Linked DNA regions of Homo sapiens: all the other regions are linked to region 2. A link is a contact called in ENCODE Hi-C data. All regions are on one chromosome and are shown on one strand. Each heading gives the region's core, a stretch centred on a gene start or an enhancer-like site at or near the end of the contact. The rest is flanking DNA. Distances are from core to core; before and after follow the strand shown. Region 1 overlaps FOXP1 (forkhead box P1). Region 2 overlaps PDZRN3 (PDZ domain containing ring finger 3). Region 3 overlaps FOXP1 (forkhead box P1). Region 4 overlaps FOXP1 (forkhead box P1).

The links. A loop is a pair of places that touch in the nucleus more often than their neighbours do. Pooled maps may share reads with other maps.
Region 1: a loop to region 2 is called in a map with no recorded cell type, with 19 times the contacts of the local background. The contact joins two enhancer-like sites. A Hi-C loop is called at or near these places in 2 of 37 single-sample maps with no recorded cell type and 4 of 50 pooled maps.
Region 3: a map with no recorded cell type shows a loop between it and region 2 (34-fold over the local background). The contact joins two enhancer-like sites. A Hi-C loop is called at or near these places in 6 of 37 single-sample maps with no recorded cell type and 4 of 50 pooled maps.
Region 4: a loop to region 2 is called in a map with no recorded cell type, with 28 times the contacts of the local background. The contact joins two enhancer-like sites. A Hi-C loop is called at or near these places in 5 of 37 single-sample maps with no recorded cell type and 3 of 50 pooled maps.

Annotation. Positions count from the first base shown.
Region 1 is chr3:71,010,178-71,014,110 of GRCh38, reverse strand. The region is part of intron 12 of FOXP1 (forkhead box P1); the gene reads left to right. Among named protein-coding and RNA genes, the nearest start is that of FOXP1-AS1, 280 kb to the left of the region's middle. Within about 2 kb of position 2,355, at least 8 of the 41 ENCODE cell types and tissues checked have a DNase peak (open chromatin) inside an H3K27ac peak, as active enhancers do.
Region 2 is chr3:73,447,090-73,451,480 of GRCh38, reverse strand. The region is part of intron 3 of PDZRN3 (PDZ domain containing ring finger 3); the gene reads left to right. Among named protein-coding and RNA genes, the nearest start is that of PDZRN3-AS1, 170 kb to the left of the region's middle. RefSeq lists an enhancer at 2,414-2,483. Within about 2 kb of position 2,605, at least 3 of the 41 ENCODE cell types and tissues checked have a DNase peak (open chromatin) inside an H3K27ac peak, as active enhancers do.
Region 3 is chr3:71,085,755-71,090,240 of GRCh38, reverse strand. The region is part of intron 7 of FOXP1 (forkhead box P1); the gene reads left to right. LOC124906247 (a long non-coding RNA gene) reads right to left here. Exons shown (of 2, transcript XR_007095956.1): 2 at 1,526-4,486. Among named protein-coding and RNA genes, the nearest start is that of FOXP1-AS1, 200 kb to the left of the region's middle. RefSeq lists an enhancer at 2,298-2,397. Within about 2 kb of position 2,885, at least 7 of the 41 ENCODE cell types and tissues checked have a DNase peak (open chromatin) inside an H3K27ac peak, as active enhancers do.
Region 4 is chr3:71,389,735-71,393,761 of GRCh38, reverse strand. The region is part of intron 3 of FOXP1 (forkhead box P1); the gene reads left to right. Among named protein-coding and RNA genes, the nearest start is that of FOXP1-AS1, 100 kb to the right of the region's middle. RefSeq lists an enhancer at 1,430-1,509 and a silencer at 3,190-3,484. Within about 2 kb of position 1,286, at least 4 of the 41 ENCODE cell types and tissues checked have a DNase peak (open chromatin) inside an H3K27ac peak, as active enhancers do.

The sequences.
Region 1 (3,933 bases), core at 1,106-3,605, 2.4 Mb after region 2:
AGTCATGAAGTCCTTGCCCATGCCTATGCCCTGAATGGTATTGCCTAGGTTTTCTTTTTCTAGGGATTTTATGGTTTTTAGGTCTAACGTTTAAGTCTTTAATCCATCTTGAATTAATTTTTGTATAAGGTGTAAGGAAGGGATCCAGTTTCAGCTTTCTCCATATGGCTAGCCAGTTTTCCCAGCACCATTTATTAAATAGGGAATCCTTTCCCCATTTCTTGTTTTTGTCAGGTTTGTCAAAGATCAGGTGGTTGTAGATGTGTGGTATTATTTCTGAGGGCTCTGTTCTGTTCCCTTGGTCTATATCCCTGTTGTAGTACCAGTACCATGCTGTTTTGGTTACTGTAGCCTTGTAGTATAGTTTGAAGTCAGGTAGTGTGATGCCTCCAGCTTTGTTCTTTTTGCTTAGGATTATCTTGGCAATGTGGGCTCTTTTTTGGTTCCATATGAACTTTAAAGTAGTTCTTTCCAATTCTGTGAAGAAAGTCATTGGTAGCTTGATGGCGATGGCATTGAATCTATAAATTACCTTGGGCAATGTGGCCATTTTCACGATACTGATTCTTCCTATCCATGAGCATGGAATGTTCTTCCATTTGTTTGTATCCTCTTTTATTTCATTGAGCAGTGGTTTGTAGTTCTCCTTGAAGAGGTCCTTCACTTCCCTTGCAAGTTGGGTTCCTAGGTATTTTATTCTCTTTGAAGCAATTGCATATGCACTTTATTTTTATAAAATTGGTGACAATTACTGGCCAATTGCAGCTGGGTGATTGGACCCATTCTTTGTTATACAATTGACTTTATAAATGTAGAAAGCAGATGGCGAGGAAAGCTACCAATTTGGTTCTTAACTTTCTATATTGGTATTGACTTTTGTTCAGGTTCTTGTCCTTATAGGGAAAGTGGAGTAACAATTTCTACTGTTAAAGTATGACTAAGACCTGGGTTGGCCCATTTGAAGCTATAACACCTATAAAGCATCTCTGTAAGGAAATAATATTAATCTCATAGCTGAAGTGAAATGCTTCTATGCTATTCCTTACTTGTGTTACCTTGTCAGTTAAAAATAAAATTTAGACCAAACTGCCCTCCATTTTTGTATCATATAAATATATTCATAATATCACTGAATCATTAACCTATGAATTGAATATAATGTTACATGATATTATAGACATGTAATCAAACATATGCACATGTATACCTATAACATAGGCACATGTATAACTATAACATATGCCCATGTATACATCTGGGTGCTTGATGGTTTACAAATTGGGTGTTGGGGACCATCTCCTTCTAGCTTTTCTCTCTCATTCAAGCCCCAGGGAAACAGAGGTGAGCTGATTTATGTGCAGGTCTCCAGTTTTGTGTGGTCTTTATATTGTTAGAACAGTCTCTGTATCTATCTTTATGGACCCGATACAAATATTGTAATAAAGCCATCCTTAGAGAGATACCTTGTGTTACCTGCAAGCAGTTTTGGTGAATATAAATTTTTGGTTAATGAATGGAAGCCTGTGAATCTATTTCATAGCTTTCTTGCCTCAGGATTATACTCTGAGAGCATTATGTAGTCATTGAAAACTTAAGTACTTAAAAATATTTTAAAAGAGATGTCCAAAATTGCTTCTAGATGTGAACAATCACGATCAGCAATGCTTTATTTTAAATTAAGCAACAGCCGTTTACAATTATTATCATTCAGAGTAGTGATATTGGGTTTTGTTTTGTTTAGAAATCACTCACTATAGAATCTTAGTTTTGTTCTTTCCTGATCATTTGCCTAATCATATTTATATAATGAGAGAAAAAGAACTTGGCAGAGCCACTTTTAAATTCTGAGTTTTTTCTTCTACACCAGTGCTAGGTTTGATAAATACCTTGGTACCGATTTCTTCCATCTGTAGAATGGCTGATAAACATCTGTAAATATGATTTATTGTTATAAAGTCTCTAGAACTATAAAATTGCTATCCATAAGCTCAGGGACATATATCAGTTTCAGAGTCAGAAAGGGAAATGACAGTTTCTAGACCCATTTTAAACATTTTGTTAATGGCTAACTTATGCCTACCGTAAAAAATCCTCAAATCATAGGTTCATTTGTTATGTGAGCTGACAATTAGGTTATATTTATTAGAAGATTATCCCAAAAAGGAGAGAGAATAATTTTCGTATTAAAGAAAATAAAGATCATTAGAATTGGGGCCTAGACTCAATTCCTATAAAAGAGCCCATTTCTCTTCTAAAGATATTAGAAGTCTGGCACTTGTATAGGAAACCACCTATCAATTATTTATTGTGGTTTTGCACATGACACGACATGTTCTCAGTTCCTGTTTGCTCAGTGGAATTGGAATGCCCACTATCAACCTGCAACTGTTGCTTGGTTATTTCCTGGTACTTATTTATTGACTTATATTTGTAAGACGACTTTTGTTTGTAAGTTACAGAAACCCAACTTAAATTGGCTGAAGCGAAAAAAATAAATAAATAAATGAGGGATGATAATTGGCCCCTATTGCTAGGAAGTCCAGTGGTACAGCTGGCTTCAAGCATGGCTAGATCCTGATATTTAACCAAGGCTGTTGGAGTATTGATTGTCCATTAGCTCTGTTTTTCTATGTTGTCTTCATCTGGGGGCTCTTTCCAAGTGGAACTGAAGAGGACAGGTTTATTAATCCCACAGAGTATCTCTTTCCATGTAGCCCCAGAAAAAGCCATAGGCAGACTGTCATTGGCCCAGATTGAGTCATGTGTTCTAGCTTTGAGCCAATCACCATGATGTGCCCTGGCTTGCATTACATGCTGCCTCCAGAACAGAGGGAGATGTTCACCCCACGTGAACCACATGGGGGCTGGGGATGAGAAAGTTGCTTCAAGAATGTAAAAATGAATATTGTAAAGTAGCAAAGGAGAGCAAATGCTGAGTAAGAAGAAACTCCCCTAGATGCTTTCCTGAGTTACGCATTGACTGGTCATATGTAACAAATTCAGGATTTCAGTTTTCCTCTACAACATGATTTTAACTCTTGGAAATTCAGAGTTGTCTTCAGGTATCAGGATCTTGCCTAGTGCAGTGGAAAATAAGTTAGTCTTCTTGTAGATTCACATTTCCCACTTCTCTGTTCAGTCTAAAGGGAAATCAAATTGACTTTGATGAAACCAACTTTGTTTTCCATTGAACCGAACTGAAAGAAGCTAGCAAACTTCTGTGGTTCAAGTAAAAACCACCTGGCTTCTTTGAATGATCTCACTGGGTGGGGGGGGAGGGGGGGTTATTGTCATCAGAGAGTGATGCATCAAGTACTTTGCTCAGATTGCTGGATTCATAGATCCTGAAAGCATCTTCATTTGCTTCAGTGGACCCAAAATTCTCTAGTCTACGCTTCTCTTCAGTTGTCCCTTTCTTTTTTAGAAGGGATTTCTTATGGTTTAGGCAAATTGATAGCAGTGTTGCTTGAATTCTCCTTGGTATTCTTACTTAATAAAGGTAACATTGCTTTGACCTTGATTTAAGTGTTACTTCATAGATTATTTTCACCTATTTTCTGTTCCCTTGATTTTACACTCCCCTAGTAATAGTTTATAATTAAATAGTACTGAACCTTAAAACAGGCATAGTCCCGAAATGCTTCACATATATTAACTCATTTAATCCTCACAAACAGTTTATGCTAGTATTGTAGTAGTATTCCCAGCATAGAGTTAAGGAAACTAATGCCCAGAGAGGTTAAATGATTTACCCAAGGTCACACAGCTAATAAGAGGTGGAGTCAAGGTCCAAACCCAGGCAGTCTGGCTTCAGAAGACTTATTCTTAACTGCTGCATTATACAGCCTGGTTAGAGGCAGCACTTCTTATTGACAGTTTGCTTTCTGCTTGGCAGTGGATGTAAAGAAAGTTTTGGAGAAAGCCTGACTGGGT
Region 2 (4,391 bases), core at 1,356-3,855:
ACATATGTTCCCTGTAGACATTTAAAGTCAACATATTCAGCACTTGTGGTCTGGCAGGTCAGAGTTATTAACTGAGCTGATAGACTGGTTTGGATATTTGCATCCAAAAGACTTTCCTCCTCATCCTCTAACACATAGAGCCACACATCCACTCCCAACAACACAAATATTGACTGTACCAATCATTTATTAGCAGTAAAAATTTGAGAGCAATTATTTTTTTACTGCGCTTGCCCTGAAAGACACCATTAATTACTATATTGCCTGTGGATGTGAGCCAGTTTCGGTGTCCCAGGGGCCTGCTCCCCACCCGGAAGAAGTATTTGCAGCTCCGAGGAACACAGCATAGGATGTCATCTGGCAAGCAGTGCACTGACATTGTCTTCTGAAGTGAGATGTCAAGACTGTTTCTGCCATCCTATTGGATTCCTCCTGACTTGCAGTTTACAGGTCAGGATTGGCGGTGACGGTAGGTTTCCCCAATGGCCTGAAAACTCCAAATAGAGGTGGGTGTGGGTGAAATTTGAGATGTGCCAGCTTTTTTTTTTTTAAAGAGCATGAGAAATATTCCAAATCATCCTAGAATAATTATCAGCGGAAGAACTTTTTTGATTGTTGATTCTGCAGGTCTCATCCAGAGGGTGAAAAGAATTAAGGCTTCTGATGGGCAGCACCAGCCAGTCTGCCTTTTCAGTTCTGATCTTTCAAAGGCAGGTGTGATGCAGAGATAGTAATGGTGCTGTTGGATGGTTTTCCTCCTCTTCCTACTCTAGTTAGCAGAAATGCAAAAATGCCTTTTGGAATTTAAACTTGTACCCTAAACCAGTTTGACCACATTTTTTGCTCAATTTGGAAAATCACACAAGCTATTTGGAATGTATGTATGTATTTATTACAAGTGGGCTATTCCTTTATTAAAAATATACTGATTAGATGTATAGCATGTCCTCCCTGCTAAAAAGAAAATGAATCGTGACTTATTAATGTGCCTGATTACGTGATAGGCCTCGATATCTATTGGCTGCACTGATCAGCTTGAGCCTAGCTCTTACCACACCTTTTGTATTTTGTGTGTGTATTGATTATGATGCCAATCTGCACATCCATGAGCAATGTCACCCATTTTTAAATATAACTTGGAGAATAGCTAAGTAGTATGTTTAACAAGGGCTTGAGAATGTTTAGTACGCTCTATAGGGTAAGGAAGAATTGCTACTGAGAAGGCATATGGGATCAGTGGCATGTCAATGTAGAACACAGTAATGTAGAATGGACTGGCATCATGAGAGGGAAGCCTCTCTCACATTAAATATAAAAATATCTTAGGAAACATTTTCCAAAAACCAATGCTGTTAGAACTTGCAGTGGAACTGGGCTGACTTATTTTCTTCCTTCAGAGGTCTTTAATTAATAAAAAGAGAACTGAGAGTAAAGGAAAAGGCACAGTCCATCCAGTGCCTCCTAAGGACCCTTCTCATCATCGTCCTCCAGAGGAGGTACCTATGGCGTGTGCTGCCCAGCTGTTGGTGGTTGGGAGTGTGAATCAGACTGAGACTCTGTCTAGGGGTGCTGGTTTGAGTTTTTTAAGTCAATTGCCTCATCTACGTAAAGCATGCAGTTAGAACAGGCTTTTCTTACACCCCAGACTGAAGCATTTTTTAGTCGAGAAGTCAATTTAAGGGAGGCAATATATTCTTTTGCAGCCTGTGCCATAAGAATAAAAGTCCAGGCTGCCACTTATTACAGTTTAACTGAATGATGGATTCTAGCCTGTTTTAATTAAATTACATATTCAATTATTTTTGTTTGAAATTAAAAGCTTGATTATATTACCGAATGCTATGTAATTTTACACGCGTTGTTCGCTTATTTAACAGTGAGGCGTGGGATATGATTAACAATGTGGCTGCCAGTAGAAAGAAGCAAAATAATTATTTGTTCAATATACAAGTCCTCATCATGATTCAGAAATCAATATGCATCCACGGAGGATTTGCTCGCACTGTGGATTATGGAACTCAGTGTGGCCTTCCCTCATTTCCCTATGAATGTAAAACCTGGAGACTTTGGTTCACCAGGCAGGTTTTTATTTCCCTCTCTCTCTTTTTTTTTTTAAAGACTGATGTTTAACTACAGCCGTTGGGACTTAAATCAGAGCATCCAGTGCCCGAATATGAATATTAATCAGATGCCAGGCCATGGAGTTCCTCGCCGAGTTTGACAGTTTAAAGGATCAGTTAGTTAATTAGAAGATGACATGGCACGCTGGGTCCCAAGGCTCTGTCCTGCCTTCTGTCTCCTCTTTTCATTTCCCTTTTTGACAAGTTGGATTACATCATTACTTGTAGTTTCACTTGTTAGCCCCACCATGAAATGAGAATATTTTATGCTTTAATTATCTGTGATTTCTTCCCCCTTTCTCTGCAAAGACCAGGCTTAAAATGAAACTCAAAGAAACATAAGAATCAGAGGTTCAAAGTCCCATGAAAATCAGTCTTGTGACTCCAACCATGCCACACACCACATTGCAGTGAGAAATAGAAGGTTTGTGGTAGCATGAGAAACTGGGTTGTGGTAGTCATGGTGACTGGTTTTAAATATAAAAGGTGCCTGTCCTGACTTTCGTGCCACAAGTACAGATGTATCACACCAGGTGTTTCCATGGCTTCTCTGGCTTGAGGTGTTACATACTGTGAATATCCTCAGGGGTAGCCACAAATTATTCTGGCCTATGTTTCTTGCCCACCCTAGTAGCTAAATGCACCCCAATGTCTGAACAATTCTGTTCTAAATGTTTTTTTCTTGCCATGATATTGCTCACTTGTGAAGCTTCTATTAAATAAAGTTTACATGTGGTCTGTATAGCAGCTTAGTCCCCAGGAAAAAAAAACAAGATTGAGATTAGTGTTTAGCTCTTCAAATGAAGGTTTTTCTGATGCCCTAAGTAGAATTAACTCTTCACTCCTTTCTCCCCATCTACTCTGCAGACAGCTGCTGTGGCACATCTAAAGTTTAATTACACCAGACGCTGAGCTATACAAGGGATGGAACTAGGGTTCAGCATCATCCCTAGCAAACATTAAAAGTGAAAATGTAAAAAAGAAAGGAAGAAAACTAAAATCTACTGAGCATTTACCATTAATGCTGCAAGCCAGCCACTTCACTGAGTAACTCTGTATGAGTAATTTCTCATTAGTCTTCACAACAATCGTAGGTGGTTAGAAGAAAAAATGAAGACTTGGGAAGAATCTTGCCAGGTCACAATGGCATGTGCTAAAGAAGCTGAGCTGGGATTTGAAATTAGGCAGTCTGATCCCAGATTCCCCTCCTGTGCTGAATCTCACATGGTAGGTGCTTATTTACGGGTGATGAAAGAGAAGGATGTTTTTGGTTGTCAGAGGGCATTTCTAATAGGTTGAACTCCCACTGGCAGTATATGGAGACAGAAGAGAGGTGGGAAGAAGAAAATGTGTGTGCTAGATATGATCCTTACTACTGGAAAAGCTATGATATTTAGGGCATATCTATATTTATGTAGAATGCAAGAGGAAAAGGAGCTAGCAGGCATTACCAGAGGGATCTGGGTAGATGAGGAATGTATACTATGAAAGGACCAGGGAAGAGTTAAGAAGGAGTGTAGAGTCAACAGGGTCAGGTGTTACAGGGAAGGTCAAGGCAGGTGGTGGTCTTTAGGAGAAAGAACATCAACATGGTTAACAGAAGGCTGGGGCCACATCTCAGTTCCGCCGGTAAGTAATCTTTTTGGACTGCAACTGAATTATCTCTAAAGCCAGTGGAGGTAAATCTTGAACTATGGACCTCCACGTCCTCCTATTTAGATAGTTTGAATGGAGGACTTACAACAAGCTCTTGGTTGCGGCAATTGGGAGGTCATTATGACCCCAGATGGGACAGCTATAGTAGTGTGTGTTCGGCTATGGAGGAAGGATTGCAGAGGGCAAACCAAAGAGAATGGGTGGAGGTGAGAAAGAAGAGAAGTTAAGTGTAGACTGCTCTATGGAGGAACGTGTCAGCAAAAGGAGGGAGAGGGAGAAGACTGGGGAGTGGCAGATTTGGGAGCCTTCAGAATGTCTTGAGAAACCTCTGTCGGCCTGGAGAGGGAGGAGACAGGCAACAGGAAGCTAGGACAGACAGCACGAGTGGGAGGGATGGAGGTCTGGGAGAGCCTTGAGTCCGAGGGCACGAGGCTTCGATTTCCTGCACAGACTAAGAGAAGCAGTGCAACTGAAGGGAGGGCAGAGCAAGGTTTTGCAGTTGAAGAAGGGGCACAAAGTTTGTTTCTCCACCATGAAAATAATTTGGGGATGGGAGTGAATACAGAGACAAATAAATGGATTGCAAAATTATATATATTAGATCTAATATATATA
Region 3 (4,486 bases), core at 1,636-4,135, 2.4 Mb after region 2:
TAGAAAATGAAATTTCTTGAAAATAGGAATCGAGAGATTTGTTTTATGATGGGAGCAAGGTTGAAGAAAGTAAGGAATTGATTCCCCATTAGAGATTGCAAACTGATGGCCCGCAGGCTAGATACTGTTTTGTTTATGCACACAACATTTAACCTTTTTTTGGTTCGAACTTTTTGAAGGCTTTCTTTTTCTTTGCAAAGATTTAAAAAATCTGGAGATTTCCCATGAAAATCTCATTTTCTGTCATCTCCTAAAAAAGAAAAAAATCAGAAGTTCAAGCAATATACATAGCACCAGTTATCTGGAGCAGAGAAATGCTGCCCATTCCCACTTTGCCATGGACTTCAACTCATTTCAGTAGCCTGCCTGTCTGCTGTCTATCCCTCTTCTAAGTGGCTCAAGGTTTCATGAACAGATTCACCTCAGAGTCTCAAAGGCAACAGCACGCTATAGTGGCCCAGCTAGAGCCCAGGCATTTTGGAATTCTTGATTTCTTTGTATCTTTGTACCCTGATTATAGACTGATGTCTTTTTAAACTGGCTGCCTTGTGAAAATTAGAGTTCCTCTTTCTTAACTAGGACTGTGGGTAGTAGTGATCCCCATGTGGCAAGGATGGGGCAGGGAAGAGTGTTCCTGCAGGAAGAAAGTGTGTGCAAGCCAGATGACATGCAACTGCCCTCATGATCAGATTTGGATAACTCTGTTATTTACTCCAAACCTTAGTGTCTTACAGTTTAAACATTTATTCTTTTACACACTTTCTGTGAGTCAGAGATAGGGGAGTGGCTTAGCTGGGTGGTTCAGGCTCATAGCATCTCATGAGATTGCAGTCAAAATGTGAGGCTGGGGCATGATTGGGGCTAGGGGAGCCGCTTCCAAGATGGCTCGCTCACATGGCTGTCAGCAGGAGGCCTCAAGTTCTCAGGCTGTGGACCTCTCCATAGTGTGACTTCAGTGCCCTTGTGATGTGGCAGCTGGCTTTTCCCAGAGTGATCCAAGTTGTGACCTAGCCTTGGAAATCACATACCATTACTTCTGCCATATTTATTGGTCACAGAGACCGGCCCTGACATGGTGTTGGAAGGTACTATCCAAGGCATGAATACCAAATGGTGAGAATCTTTGGGGCTTGTTTCGGAGGTTGGGTGCCACTGATTCCAACCTCCTCATTAGCCCTATTTAGAATCAGAGTAAGAGCAAGTCAGTGTAATTGTTTATAAAGTGTCATATCCTTCAGCTATGTTGGATGGAAGAAAGGTCAAAATGTGACCTGAGCACTGGTGTACTCTTGGCGTAAGGTCATTGGCCAAAGTATTATTCACTTCACTAAAAGATTTGCCTGTACTAATAAGAAAGAGAGATTGACAAAAGAGATGAACTGCACTAAGGTATTTGGTGAGTTCGATTTCTTTCTCAAATTATGCAAATTTCCTCCAGCGTTTCCCCCTAAACAATGGGAAGTTGCATATTCTCAAAGCTGTAAGACCTTCAAAGATAATCTCAGAGTGATTTTAAGGCAAAATAAGTAGTTTAATATTTATATCTAACTGCATCTCTGGTGTCTCAGAAGTCTTTGACATCATTGGAATGACTTTGTTAGTACCTTTCCCATAAATAGTTAGCTAGACAGGTGAAAGTTCAAGAAAAATAATGAGATCCTTTACGCAACTCAAATAGACTGTTCATGAGATTCCCTGTTCAACAAACATCTGACAAATTATTGGGTGGTTGTGTTGACCTAGACACCTAGAGTGAGGCACCTAGAGTGAGCAGCAGAGAAAGCAGCCGGGAGATTACATTCTTATGGGACATTAAACTGGTAAGCCAAAAAAAAAAAAACAAAAAACAAAACAATGTATCACCACATGTTGTGTGACGATGAAATCTGTAAGAAAACAAAGTAGATTAAGATAAACACCGTGGTGATGACAGTCCCATGTTTGACTGGCTGGCCAGGGAAGGACTCTGAGGAAATGGTCTTTGAGTAGAGACCTTGACTGAGTGAGGGACTGAGTCTTGCGTCTATCTAGGGAAGAAAGTTTCAGGTTCGGGGAAGAGCAAGTTTAAGAGCCCCCAATCAGAAACAAGCTTGGTTGCTCTTTCGCAATTTCCAGAGACTCCATCTATTCCCCAGCATCTTGGTTCTCACCACTGCACTGCTTATGGTTGACCGTCAGCTTTGCTTTTTTGACCATAGTCTTACAGCCCTGGCTTAGCCTTCTCTGAAAACATACATTTGCACACTAAGCCAGATTCACATGGGAGGTACATTATGCCGTGGCCTAGTCTAGTGTGTATTTCCCCTTTCTCTCCCCACAAAGATTTTACAAAACTTATACATGCAAACAGGTATTTTTGTTTGTTTCACATGAGTCGCTTTTGCATAATATAACAAGCCCATGATTTCACATGTACAGTAATTCATAGAAAGTGATAGTCATCTTGCTTAGACACCTTAGTTCTCAAATCTAGCCTGCTAAATATAGTACCTTCTCAGACCCATATAAGGTGTCATAAAAAAAGAAAAAATAAAGGTCAAAGTTTCCCCACCCACAAATTTGGTTATAAAAACAGCAAAGCAGGGTTTTTCTGAACTTGAATCAGTAAATTTTTAATTTAAATAGTATCCTGTTTTGACAAAGTGCTAAACCACAGAGGTCTGAGAAAGACACTCTTAAGCCTTTGTCAATACCAGCTGGCATCTCTCAACAGGAAACCTTGGATGACTTTTGTTGTCATTTTGTGATGCACTGACAAGGAATGCGTGCCCTTATTTGTTGCATCAAGGAAATGGTCAGAGTACCTCTGATGCGGCTCGATGCCGTTTACATCAATATGTTGCATAATCCTTTGCCAGACAAAACCGGTATTTTGTTGTCGTTGTTTGATCAATTAACATTGGATTTCTGGCTTTGCTAAGTGCACCTCCAGAGCAAGACACAAAATGATGTCACATGAGTTCTGTTCTCTGACCCACCCAACAAAGAACTGAGCTAACCTGCAACCCTTTTCCTGCCTTGGTCTTTTGATCTCATCAGTTGTGCAGCTCACCTCTTCAGGGCCTGCACAGCTCTTGAATGGTGTGGACTGTCCCGAGGAAATCCAAGGTACTATAAGAGCTCTTTGTTGGAATTCAGTCCCTAGCCCTCTCTTTATCTCACTTTGTTTCATGTTGAATAGTAAGTTGCATTTTACTGTTATGGTGACTGCATTTTTCTTATGGGGCCTTCAGGGTAAACAGCCGTTAGTTTCCATCTGTGAACACACATGTAGCTTGTGTTTGGGTAGGGTGCCTGGTGCTTCCAAAGTCATTATTTTCTCTGTAATGTTTGTTCTCCATGGTTGTGCATAGATAGATTCTATGCCCCAGTGCAGGACGAAGAGGTAGCCTGTAATTCCAGCTGAATGTGTTGCAGTTGAAAGTGGGACGGGAGTGGAAGCAAGTGATGGATCAAGCAAATCGCTTTTAATTTTACATAAATTGGTTTTCTGCTTTCCTCTGGGGCAGAAGTTTGCTGCTCAGGGTCATGTTAAATGTCGCTGATGATTTGGAAGAGAGGCATTCCTGGAAAATATCCGGTGAGACAGAACTTGGGATTTCAGTCCCTGCCTCTCATTGACAGACTTGGGGAAATTAGAGATGGAGTCTCTAGCCTGGGATGGGAGCCGTTATCTCTGGACCAGCTAGAGACACTGGAGATTAGAAAAGGCAACAGCAATTTTAGATTCCCGAAGAATAAAATTATCATGACATTTATCAAATGTGCTCCCTTTCCCCCCGGTACATTGCATAATAATGATGTTTGTATATGTTGTTGTCACATAAGCAAGAACGAGAGAAGATCCCCTTTCATGGGATGCTCACAGATTTCCTTAATATGAAATTAACTAGCAGTCCTAGATAAGTAAGCTAGAACTGTAATGGGCACAGTCTGAAAGAGGGCAGAGCTTTCTTTTTGCCCCTTGGCCAAGGACAAAACATGGGCAAGGCCAGTTGTCAACATGAGACACTGGTTTCAGGTTTGCAGCTACAAAGAATACAGTTGTGATGGATTTCAATCCGATATTTGCAGTTCCAATGCTAGAATTTTCAGCCATGTCATCCTGAGTCTCTTTAGGCTTTAGAAACAAAGGATTCATGTTTGAATCGTGACCTGCCACCATGACCTTGGGCAAAATAGAAAACTTTGTTTCTTTGTCTATAAAATGGCCGTAAATGTGCGGTGGCTCACGCCTGTAATCCTAGCACTTTGGGAGGCCAAGGCGGGCAGATCACGAGGTCAAGAGATCAAGGCCATCCTGGCCAACATGGTGAAATCCTGTCTCTACTAAAAATACAAAAAATAGCTGGGTGTGGTGGCACCCGCCTGTGGTCCCAGCTACTCAGGAGGCTGAGGCAGGAGAATCGCTTGAACCCAGGAGGCGGAGGTTGCAGTGAGCCAAGATCACACCACTGCACTCCAGTCTGGCAACACAGTGAGACTC
Region 4 (4,027 bases), core at 37-2,536, 2.1 Mb after region 2:
AATGTTAAAACTGCTTTGATTTCACAGACACCCTTTCAAAAGATTATCTCAGATTACTGGAAGACTTTCTTGTTAAGTTTAGAGAATTTTGCATTTTGCTTAGAAATCATTTTCAAGTTTTATTAGAACATTTACTAGCAATGGTGCTAATTATTTTAAATATGACCCTGGAAATGGGCTATGTCAGCTTGAAAAGACTATTTTTAACGGAATTTGGTTTTAAAGGCAGGTTTTATAGACATTATAGTAATACCGTTGTTATCTAATTAGCATCCACTGCGTAAATGTACATGATATTAGAGAGGCAAGTATACATAAAATTATAAATTGTGACATTTTATGAGTTTTTTTTTTATTATGAGTCTTCTATAGTCATCATTACTTAACAGTGTGAAATGTGGTCTTAGACATTACATCATGTAAAGACCAGGAGACAAAAAAAAACTGAGGATCAATTTTTGATTATAATAAAGTTTTAGTATGAGGCATTTCTGAATATGTGTCATGAATATGAGTCATGATTTTCACACCAAACCTGACCTATTATGATTATGCTTCAACTTCATGGGGTTTTCAGTATTTAAATTCTAAACCCAATTCTAAGGTTTCAAAATGATTCACATTCAAACCTACTTTTATGTTTTATAATTAAATAAGAAAATATTGCTTATACCTACATTTTTATTATTCTTGGGCATATTATAATTATTTCTTTAATTTCACCAATAAAATAGCCCATTTCTTCATTAGTAAATTATCAGGCTATCTCAATAAAAAAATTAGTTTGAATGTGGCTTGCCATCTCAAAGAGTCATTTCAGTTTGGAATTTTCTCACTTTTTTCATTTGTTCTTTTTGTAAAATGTGAAGATACTTTCTAGGTAAATTAATCCCTTCCAAACGGTAAAATAACTTTCTTCTTGGAAAGAGTTATTACAGTCTTATTCTTTACAATCTTAAATACCACTTAGGTTAGCGTGAACAATACATGAAAAAAATTACACTAGTTAAAAAAAGAATGATTGCGACCTAGGCCAAGTGCATTGCAATTATATGTTCATGGAAAAGTGAGCTTTCTACTGGGAAGAGCACGATATAGATGCCCATGAAATTTCCAAAGTTTAAGTATTTTTGTAAATTAGGTTGTTCCTAGTTAAACAGGTGGCTTTAAAGGCTGGTTTCACTGTTGTTTTAATCATAGTTTAGTTACCATGGAGAAATATGCAAGTTAGCATTTATACACAGAAGTGAAATTTATGCTGCATAGATAATAGCCTAAATTTAGCTTGACTTAAGTTTACCACTTCCTTTTTTTTAAACAAAAAGAATAGTAATATATCACATATATCCATTAACAAGTTAATTTCTTTAAACGCGACTGTTATATTTTTAGAGAATTTCTTTTCTTAAGCCTCAGACACCTCTGTCACTGTGACCTCTTCCAGTGCTGAGTATAATGTAACATATTACATCAGATTTGCTCTAATTGTTTCACCCTTAGGTTTAATAAAACACTTTGCTGAGTTTAAAATCAGTTATGTGGTGAAAAAGTAATGTTTGGACACATTGCATCTAGTTGAGTTTTATAAAGGACTATTATTTTCTACTGAAAATCTTTAGGAAATGTGCCATGCTGATAGGACCAATCTGATATCATAACCCAACGATAATTTTGATTAGATATGTTTTCTAAAGAAAATTCAGAGACAGGTCTATTTCTAATGAACTGTTTTGATCTTAATGCCTTCTTCACTGAGTAATAGATTTTTCACTCTGAATTAAGATGTTCGTCTGTGTGGAATCCAGCATCCGTGAGCTGTCTTTCCTGCTTTACCCTGTACCCCTGAACGAAGGCTAAGTTTTCAAGGACAAATGTAGTAAAAGTGTCCTGATCCAACATGAGGTCCCCCAGCACAGAGAGAGAGCAGCAGATCCCTTTCAACACCAGCTGTTCTCACAGATATAGATTGCTGCAGTGAAATTTTCTTAATATAATTCAGGAAGCTCTAGAGAATTCTCCAAAACAACTGTGCCAACAAGGAAAATGTTGAATTTTTCATCAGCTGCCCAATGCTGAGAGTTAGTGGGCAATCCGTTCATTCATGACCAGATGTTCAGTGTAGTAACGCTCCGCAGTTAACTTGAACCTTGTGGCCTGTTTACCATTGGCTGCAAGGACATTGGCAGCAACCTGGCATTGGAGAATTGAGGCCCGCACAAGCGAAAGACCGAAGTGTGTGTCTGTGGCTTCCTGGTTTTCACCAGCGACCAGACAAGGTAGGGAATGATGAAAGAAAGGAAAGACATCACATCAATCATTTTGGAGGTGGGAGAATTTGCTATATGATTGTGTCTTGGGGGAACAGTAGGCAAATTCTTAAACTCATTTTTATTTGGAAAGAAAGGCAGTCTTTGTTTATTTAGTTAGGCAGATTTTTCAACCTATGTCTAAACCATGAAACTTTTTGTAGTGGGGGCAAGTAGGCATGGGTGGTTAAGACAGTAAGAAAAAGATTTCTAAATTTAAACTGGAGGAAGTCAATAAAATTGACTCTTAATATTGAAACCTGACAAAGTCCAATCTAGAATTGGAAATATGTGATATTTTTGTTTTAGGTGAGTGTTATTATTACAAGTGGAGAATACTTAGATCTTCCATTCATACAGATTCATCATTTCCTTCATATACATGTTTGGAGGCCATGACATTTTTGTGAGCTCTTTGAAGTAATGATGTTCAGCGGGAGGGGGAACTTAGATGGAGCAGGAGTTTTTGAACAAACAATTTGATTTTTTACTTTGAAAAGGATTTTGCCTGCAAATAATTAACAGTGTTTAATTCTGGATTTGCAACAGGCCAGGCCTGGGGAGGGCAGAGTTTGATAACGTGAGGCTTGTCTCAGATGGGGGGCTCATCTCTTCCTGACTACACGGCACTGCACAAGAATTTGAACTGTTTATTTCAAAGCAGCATGCACAAAGGAACTTTTAAAATCTTTCTTATTTAACCGTTTTTAACTTGGGCCACGTCTGCAAGAAGTTGCCATGTCTGCAAGAAGTTGGCCTTTGTTTACTTGAAACTGGAACAGAATGTCATCATGGAATAAACCTTTCGCTTTTTGGAGACTTGGATTGTTTTTCTCTTCCTATAGAATTCTTGACTGCCCCCCCCAACCCCCCTCCCCACCACACACACACACATCCTTACTGACGCCCATCCATGAGGCACAACTGTAACTTGCAGGACCTTTTAAGCAGAAGCCTTGCAGTAAGGATATTTGCTTTGGCAGAGCTTTCTGCCTTTGGTTTACAAAGTTGCAGTGAACACTTCCTTTGCATTTCCTGCTTACAGAGAAGGTGGGTTGCATGTCGCACTGAGATATGGAAATTCCTCATGACTCCATTTCAAGCCTGAACCTCTTGGCCCTTAGAATCCCACTGCTGAAGTATGTGTTTCTTTTGTCTGGGTGATTTTTTCTTTTTCTGAAAAGTCCCTTGGCTTGTTGACTTAGAAAGAGGAGGTTTTGAGTTACAGCAGGTCCTGACTTAGGGCTGCTGGGATGCAAGGTGAAGGCATTGCGTTGTTTTCCTGGATGCTAACTTGCTGATAGAAAAGTGAGAACCAGTTTACAGTAGCTCTGACACTACTGTTACCTTTCTGCAGTCCTCTCCAGCTGCTCCGAGCCCTTCGATGCCTTCGCCATGCACACAGTTTGTTCTTGGGTGTGAAAGCAAATAGTATTTGAGTTGGCAGCGACTTCTCTTTCAGTGGAGTTTGCTGCCTCGGCAAGAAACCGCAGCCTGAGCTTTCTGCTGCTGAAGGTTTCCACTGGCAGGATGGCCTTTTCCCACATTTCCTTGGTTTGAGGAAACAGATTTTTGAACTTTTTTTTTTTTTTTTAAAGACAGAATGCCAACATTTAACAGCTGGAGTCAGTATAATTTATGGTTTTCACTTTATGTTCTTGTGGATGTATAAAAATTAAAAATCCACAATTATTATTAAATTATGCAAGTTTTTGCAAAAA